Regions from separate parts of the Homo sapiens genome. Here region 2 is linked to region 1. Evidence: read pairs that join two places in POLR2A ChIA-PET (ENCODE). Cell type or tissue: GM12878. All regions are shown on one strand. Each heading gives the region's core, and the rest is flanking DNA. Links, peaks and the distances in the headings are about the cores only.

Region 1 (2,858 bases), core at 359-2,858:
AGTTTAAACATGGGAACAACCTGGTGTTCATTAAAAAGGGACTGGATGATTAATGGTGTAGGCATACTTTGGCACAGTGTGCCGCCATTAAAAAGAGTTCTATATGCTGATGTGCAATGATGCCCACAATGTTTTTTTTTTTTTTTTTTTTTTTTTTTTTTTGAGACGGAGTCTTGCTCTCTCTCCCAGGCTGGAGTCCAGTGGCGCGATCTCGGCTGACCACAAGCTCTGCCTCCCGGGTTCACGCCATTCTCCTGCCTCAGCCTCCGGAGTAGCTGGGACTACAGGCTCCCGCCACCACACCCGGCTAATTTTTTTGCATTTTTAGTAGAGACGGGGTTTCACCGTGTTAGCCAGGATGGTCTCGATCTCCTGACCTCGTGATCCGCCCGCCTTGGCCTCCCAAAGTGCTGGGATTACAGGCGTGAGCCATCGTGCCCGGCTGATGCCCACAATGTATTTTTAAGGATACAGAATAAGCTTCCACTTTTGTTTTAAATACTATGTCCTTATCTACAAAGATATATGAACAAGGATGTACCCAACAGTGGCCCTCTCTAGGGGCTGCATACCCAGCATATGCAGATCTTTTATATTCAGAATGAATAACACATGTCCCCTCTATCTCCACTTCCTCATTCGATGAGCATTTACCGAGTGCTAACCATGTGTATACTTTGGCTGGGCACTGGAGGTCTGGGGCCAGCTTCGTGGCTCCTGCCCTTATGGGGCCTGCACACTTACAGAGGGTTCAGACCTTACTTGGCCAAATACTCACAGAAATCAAGGTGGCATGAGCGGCTGAGGGAGCTCCCAGGAAGGAAGGGACCAGGATTTACAAGGGTGAAGCACCTGAGCCCCTCCCTCTCTAAAGCTTTTTCTGACTCTGCAGATGGAAATGATTTTCCCACTTTGAGTCACCCAAGCCCTGGATCAGTCTGCCCCTTAGCATGTTTTCTTTTCTTTTTTCTTTCTCTTTTTTTTTTTTTTTTTTTTTGAGACAGAGTCTCGCTCTGTTGCCCAGACTGGAGTGCAGTGGCACGATCTCGGCTGACTGCAACCCCCGCCTCCCGGGTTCAAGTGATTCTCCTGCCTCAGCCTCCCAAGTAGCTGGGATTACAGGCGCCTGCCATCGTGCCTGGCTGATTTTTGTATTTTTAGTAGAGACGGGGTTTCACTATGTTGGCCAGGCTGGTCTCGAACTCCTGACCTCAGGTGGTCTGCCCGCCTCCGCCTCCCAAAGTGCTGGGATTAAAGGCGTGAGCCACTGCGCCCAGCCCCCTTAGCATGGTTTCTACCCAGCATGTTTTCTACCCAAGGTCTATGTTCAGCTCTGCCTGCCTGCCACCAGCCTGGAAGCCCCTGAAGAACAAGGTATCTATACATGGGTGTCCCCTCCTCCTGACTGAAGATTGTGGAAGGAATGGATGAGAGAGTGGGGAATGCAAAGCTTGCCGGCTCACCGCCCCCCCAACTTCCAGCTCTAGGCTGCCCAGCTGCTCCAGGGCTCTGGGGTGCGACAGTGTTGGTGCTCATGACCCTGCTCACAAGAAGGCCCAGCCCATCTCCAGGGACCTCTCCTCTGACAAGGAGGAAGTTATGGGGGGAAGAGTTCCCAGCTTCCCCGCTAGAAGCAGCACCCGCAAACAGACCTCAACCCAGAACCTCAGGGCCAGAAGAGTGCTCAGCAGCTGGTGGACCTTTTGTGCTGAGGAGGAGGCTGAGGCTTAGCGCAGGTGTAGACTTGCTCAGGTCCACAGCCCAGGCCCCGAGCCCTTTGCTCTGGCCCTTTGGTCTGGTGGTAGAACACTGGGGAAGGCTGAATGGCGGGGAGGGATGTCAGTGTCAGGCCCCCATGCTCCCTCCATGTCCCTTCAAGCCTGGGGACACTCGCCTGCATGTGCACCCCTTGTCCTCCATCAGCCTTTTCCCCCTCCCAGCCTGGGGCCGCTTCCCTGCCCCCAACCCCATTCCTGAGATGCATGGGCCAGGGCATGAATGGTGGACACAGGCCTGAGACAGGCAGAGTGCCATGGCCTCGGGACAGAGTGGGCAGTGCTCACCAATGAAGTTTCCGAGGTAGAGTCCAGGAAGTACCTAGAGGAAGGACAGGCAAGGGTCAGTGGGGCAGGGGCTGCACCCCCTTCCACCCCCAGGGCAGCTGGGGGGCCCACAGCCCCTCTCTGTCCCATGAAGGGTATGGACCTCAGGGCTCAGGGAGCACTCTCTTCCCTTTTGTGGGCCCTGAGTCCTCTGTGAGAGGGGTCTGGGGCTCTGGGGAGGGTAGGCTAGGGGGCCAGTTAACCAACCGAGGGAACCAAGGGAGGCCAGCTTGGGTATGAGAGGGGAGAGGAGGAAGGCAGGTCTTAGGAGGAGAGGAGAGGAGAGAGGTAGACTTGCAGGGTGCAGGGATGGAAATTCTGGGGCTGGGGAGGCAGAAAGGCAATGACAGGCAGAGGCGGGACAGGATGGAGAAACAGCCCCGGAGAGAGCCGAGGAGTCAGCGACAAGGGAGAGGGACACATGCAGACGGAGAGCAGGACTCACTGGGAGACAGCCTGGGAGTGACAGCCACAGCAAGACAGCGAGAGACACACAGAGTCACGGAGAGAGGGCGGACACAGCGGGGACAGAGACGCAGGGTCAGAGAGGGGGAGACCCGACAGCCGCGGTCTCGAGTCACAGGGACACGGAGATGCCGCCGCACGGAGACCGGCGAGAACAGAAGGTCAGAGGCGGGCGGACCGAGCTGGTCAGCGCCGGGCCGCGGCGGCCGGGGCGGGGACCGGGGAGGCTGCGCGGGGCCCGCCCCCTACCTTGGTCATGCCATTGCCCATGATCCCGGGGGCGGCGGTCCG
Region 2 (2,903 bases), core at 119-2,618, 180 kb before region 1:
CTAGCAGTTTTCCTGAAGAGAACAAAGGCCAAAGAGGCATGAGTGTGCCAGGCTGGGAGAGCCTCATGGGGCTGCACCGTGGGTGACAGGCACGTACAAACCTGTAAGTGAGGTCCACAGAGACCAGAGAGCTGAGAGCAGAAATGAAAACAGGATAGGTCCCAAAGGGTGGCAGCTTCAATCCGTAAACACCAGACAGGCGTGGGGTTCAGGTGTAGGTCTGGGGACCCAGCTGAGCCCAGGGGAAGGATGGGACCTCCCCAGTCTCCTCCGTCAGTGATGATTACTCTAAGGTGAGCTGAGCAGAAGCACCACCAATCCAGCTATAGTAACACCAGACATCAGACATTAAGGAGGGAAGAGCCAGATCTACCCTTCTCATCTCCACATTCCGGATGGTCTGTCTCCTCCCAAACCCACTCCACCCATATGAGCCCTCGGGGATCCAAACCCTATTAAGAAGGGACCATCCATTTCCCATCTTTGAGGGGCTTAGTGAACACGGCTACAGGTGCAGGGGTGAAGCTAGAGATGTTGTAACTGCCAAGCCAGCAATGCCTGACCTACATCTCCACGGTTGGTTGCATACAAAGAAAAATACCAGGGATTTCCGTTGGTGTTCACCACATGCAGCTGCCAAGGGAAGGCTGGGCCTTCTGAAGGCCTGTTGTGAATAGGGCAAGACAAGTGATAAGCTTGCTGGGATAGGCGAGAAGGCTGGCCTCTAAATTTACTGGCTCTGGGGACCTCCCTAGATTTTAGAGACTCTATATAATTTTTACCTGCTTTCTACCAAGGTCCTCCATTAAAGCTTTTTCTTCTTCTAGTATATTTTTATTAAGAATTGAGAAAGACAGCCAGGCGTGGTGGCTCACGCCTGTAATCCCAGCACTTTGGGAAGCCGAGGTGGGTGGATCACGAAGTCAGGAGATCAAGACCATCCTGGCTAACACGGTGAAACCCCGTCTACTAAAAATACAAAAAATTAGCCAGGCGTGGTGGCGGGTGTCTGTAGTCCCACCTACTCGGGAGGCTTAGGCAGGAGAATGGCGTGAACCCAGGAGGCGGAGCTTGCAGTGAGCTGAGATCGTGCCACTGCACTCCAGCCTGAGTGACAGAGCAAGACTCCATCTCAAAAAAAAAAAAAGAATTGAGAAAGAGAGAAAAAGAAGATTCTATTTGGAAAAATGTTCCCCAAACTAAACAGCTGTTCTTATTGTAAACCACTGGTATTTTCAGTGAGGCTCTAGTTCCGCACAGAAAAAAGGCAATTTGAAAGTTCCACATGGTCAGGTTCAAGAAACGTGAGCTTACTCCTGCTTTGTGGTGGCTCTATTTGGCTATGGTCCTGTCAATTAAGCACCACGGGCCTCACTTTTCTCATCTGAAAAGTGTGGAGGATGGATCAGATGATCTCTAAGGCTTTCTCTCCAGTTCCAAAGCACTAAGATCCTATCTCCGGGCCCTTTTTTTTTCCCCTCAAGGGAGCAGTGGAGTGTAAGGGAAAAGTAAGCTTTCTTGGCAGACAAAAGACTGAGTTCTAATCTCAGCAATGCCATTTATTAACTTACTGTGTAACAATGGCAACCCACTTCCCCTCTGGGGGCACCTCATTTTCTTCATATATAAACCAAAGACCCAAAAGTGCAGTGAACAGGTACTCTAGGAGGCCTTTGGCATTATTATTATGCCTCCCTTACATTGTTCACCCATTAGCATATCCTGGCCTCCCAAAGAACCTGTTCTTTACTTGACATTGCTCTGACTTGCAAACCCCTGTCCTTGAAAATTAACACGTTCCAAGAGCTATGCCATAGGAGCCCAAATAGCCTCTGGGTCCCCAACCCCCTTCTGATGTCAATAAAAAGATCACTGCTATTTATTCAATGTTTTGTATATGCCAGGCCCTCATGTGTGTTTAAAATTCTTATTTTATGAAGACATGGATGGTCACAAAGGTGAATTCACTTGCTCAAGATCCAACACACACAAAATGGAGGTGGTTCAAACCCAGGTGTGTCTGACTGCAGAGCCTGTGTTCTTCCCAGTAGAGATGTGGATGCAGCACAAATGGTAGAAAGGACCTGAGACTTAGTCAGAAGACCTCAGTTCACCCAAGGTAAGAGGAAAACCCTATTTACCTCCTCCTAGCATCGTCAGAGGTTCAATGAGATAATGTGTGAACACAAGGAAGCACTAGACAAACTTTAGTTAATGATCCTATGCTATTATTTTATGACTCCAGCCTGGGTTTCACCACATTTGCAAAGAGAGTGGAAGTAGCAAGCTGTAATATCTTAGAGATGTTACAGCCCCACTTCTCTGTTTTGTGTCCTACTCAGGCTTTCTTTTGTTCACATCTGGTCCATCCTTCTAGATTCCTGTTACTTGGACCCTCCAGGCCACCCAGCATGATACCCACAGTGTTCTCCCTGAAAGGCCATGGAGCGGAGGGAGTAAGGGGTAAATGGAAACCACAAGTCTTCTCTAAAACAGTGTGAAGTAGATAATCCAGACTTACCTTCCAGAAAGGGCCTCAAGCAATAAGAAAAAATAAAAAAAGGCAGAGAGAGCCAAGGGAAGCCCATGGAGACCATAGTTAAGTGAGGGCTTTTGAGTCCAATATATTGGACTTGTATTCTGTCTTTATTAGCATTCAACCTTAGGACTATAATTTAACTTACTTTACACTCAGTTTTCTAATCTGGACAATGAGGACAATAACATGTTTCCCAAGAAGGATTATTGTGAAGATTAAAAATACTACACTGGCCGAGTCTGGTGGCTCACACCTGTAATCCCAGAACTTTGGGAGGTCCAGGAGGGAGGATCATATGAAGTCAGGAGTTTGAGACCAACCTGGTCAAGACAACAAGACCTCCATCTCTACAAAAACAAAACAA

What was found. ChIA-PET counts read pairs that join two places held together with the same protein. Peaks named below come from ENCODE experiments on the same cell type or tissue, not always from the same donor. Only the 100,000 strongest peaks of a DNase experiment are listed, where the experiment ranks them.
Region 2: POLR2A ChIA-PET joins it to region 1 with 11 read pairs; 1 of 35 experiments calls an interaction of 5 or more read pairs at or near these places.

Annotation. Positions count from the first base shown.
Region 1 is chr20:31,867,501-31,870,358 of GRCh38, forward strand. It overlaps DUSP15 (dual specificity phosphatase 15), which reads right to left. Exons shown (of 7, transcript NM_080611.5): 1 at 2,817-2,858; 2 at 2,064-2,097. The coding sequence starts at 2,837. Among named protein-coding and RNA genes, the nearest start is that of DUSP15, 1.6 kb to the right of the region's middle. RefSeq lists a silencer at 2,674-2,858. In GM12878, for the core only: no CTCF peak of the experiment used is centred there; no DNase peak of the experiment used is centred there; H3K4me3 peaks cover 327 bases; H3K27me3 peaks cover 259 bases.
Region 2 is chr20:31,684,266-31,687,168 of GRCh38, forward strand. All of the region lies in intron 2 of BCL2L1 (BCL2 like 1), which reads right to left. BCL2L1-AS1 (BCL2L1 antisense RNA 1) reads left to right here. Exons shown (of 4, transcript NR_187576.1): 3 at 1,941-2,119. Among named protein-coding and RNA genes, the nearest start is that of BCL2L1-AS1, 11 kb to the left of the region's middle. In GM12878, for the core only: no CTCF peak of the experiment used is centred there; DNase peaks (open chromatin) are centred at 589 and 1,281; H3K4me3 peaks cover 1,098 bases; H3K27ac peaks cover 1,920 bases.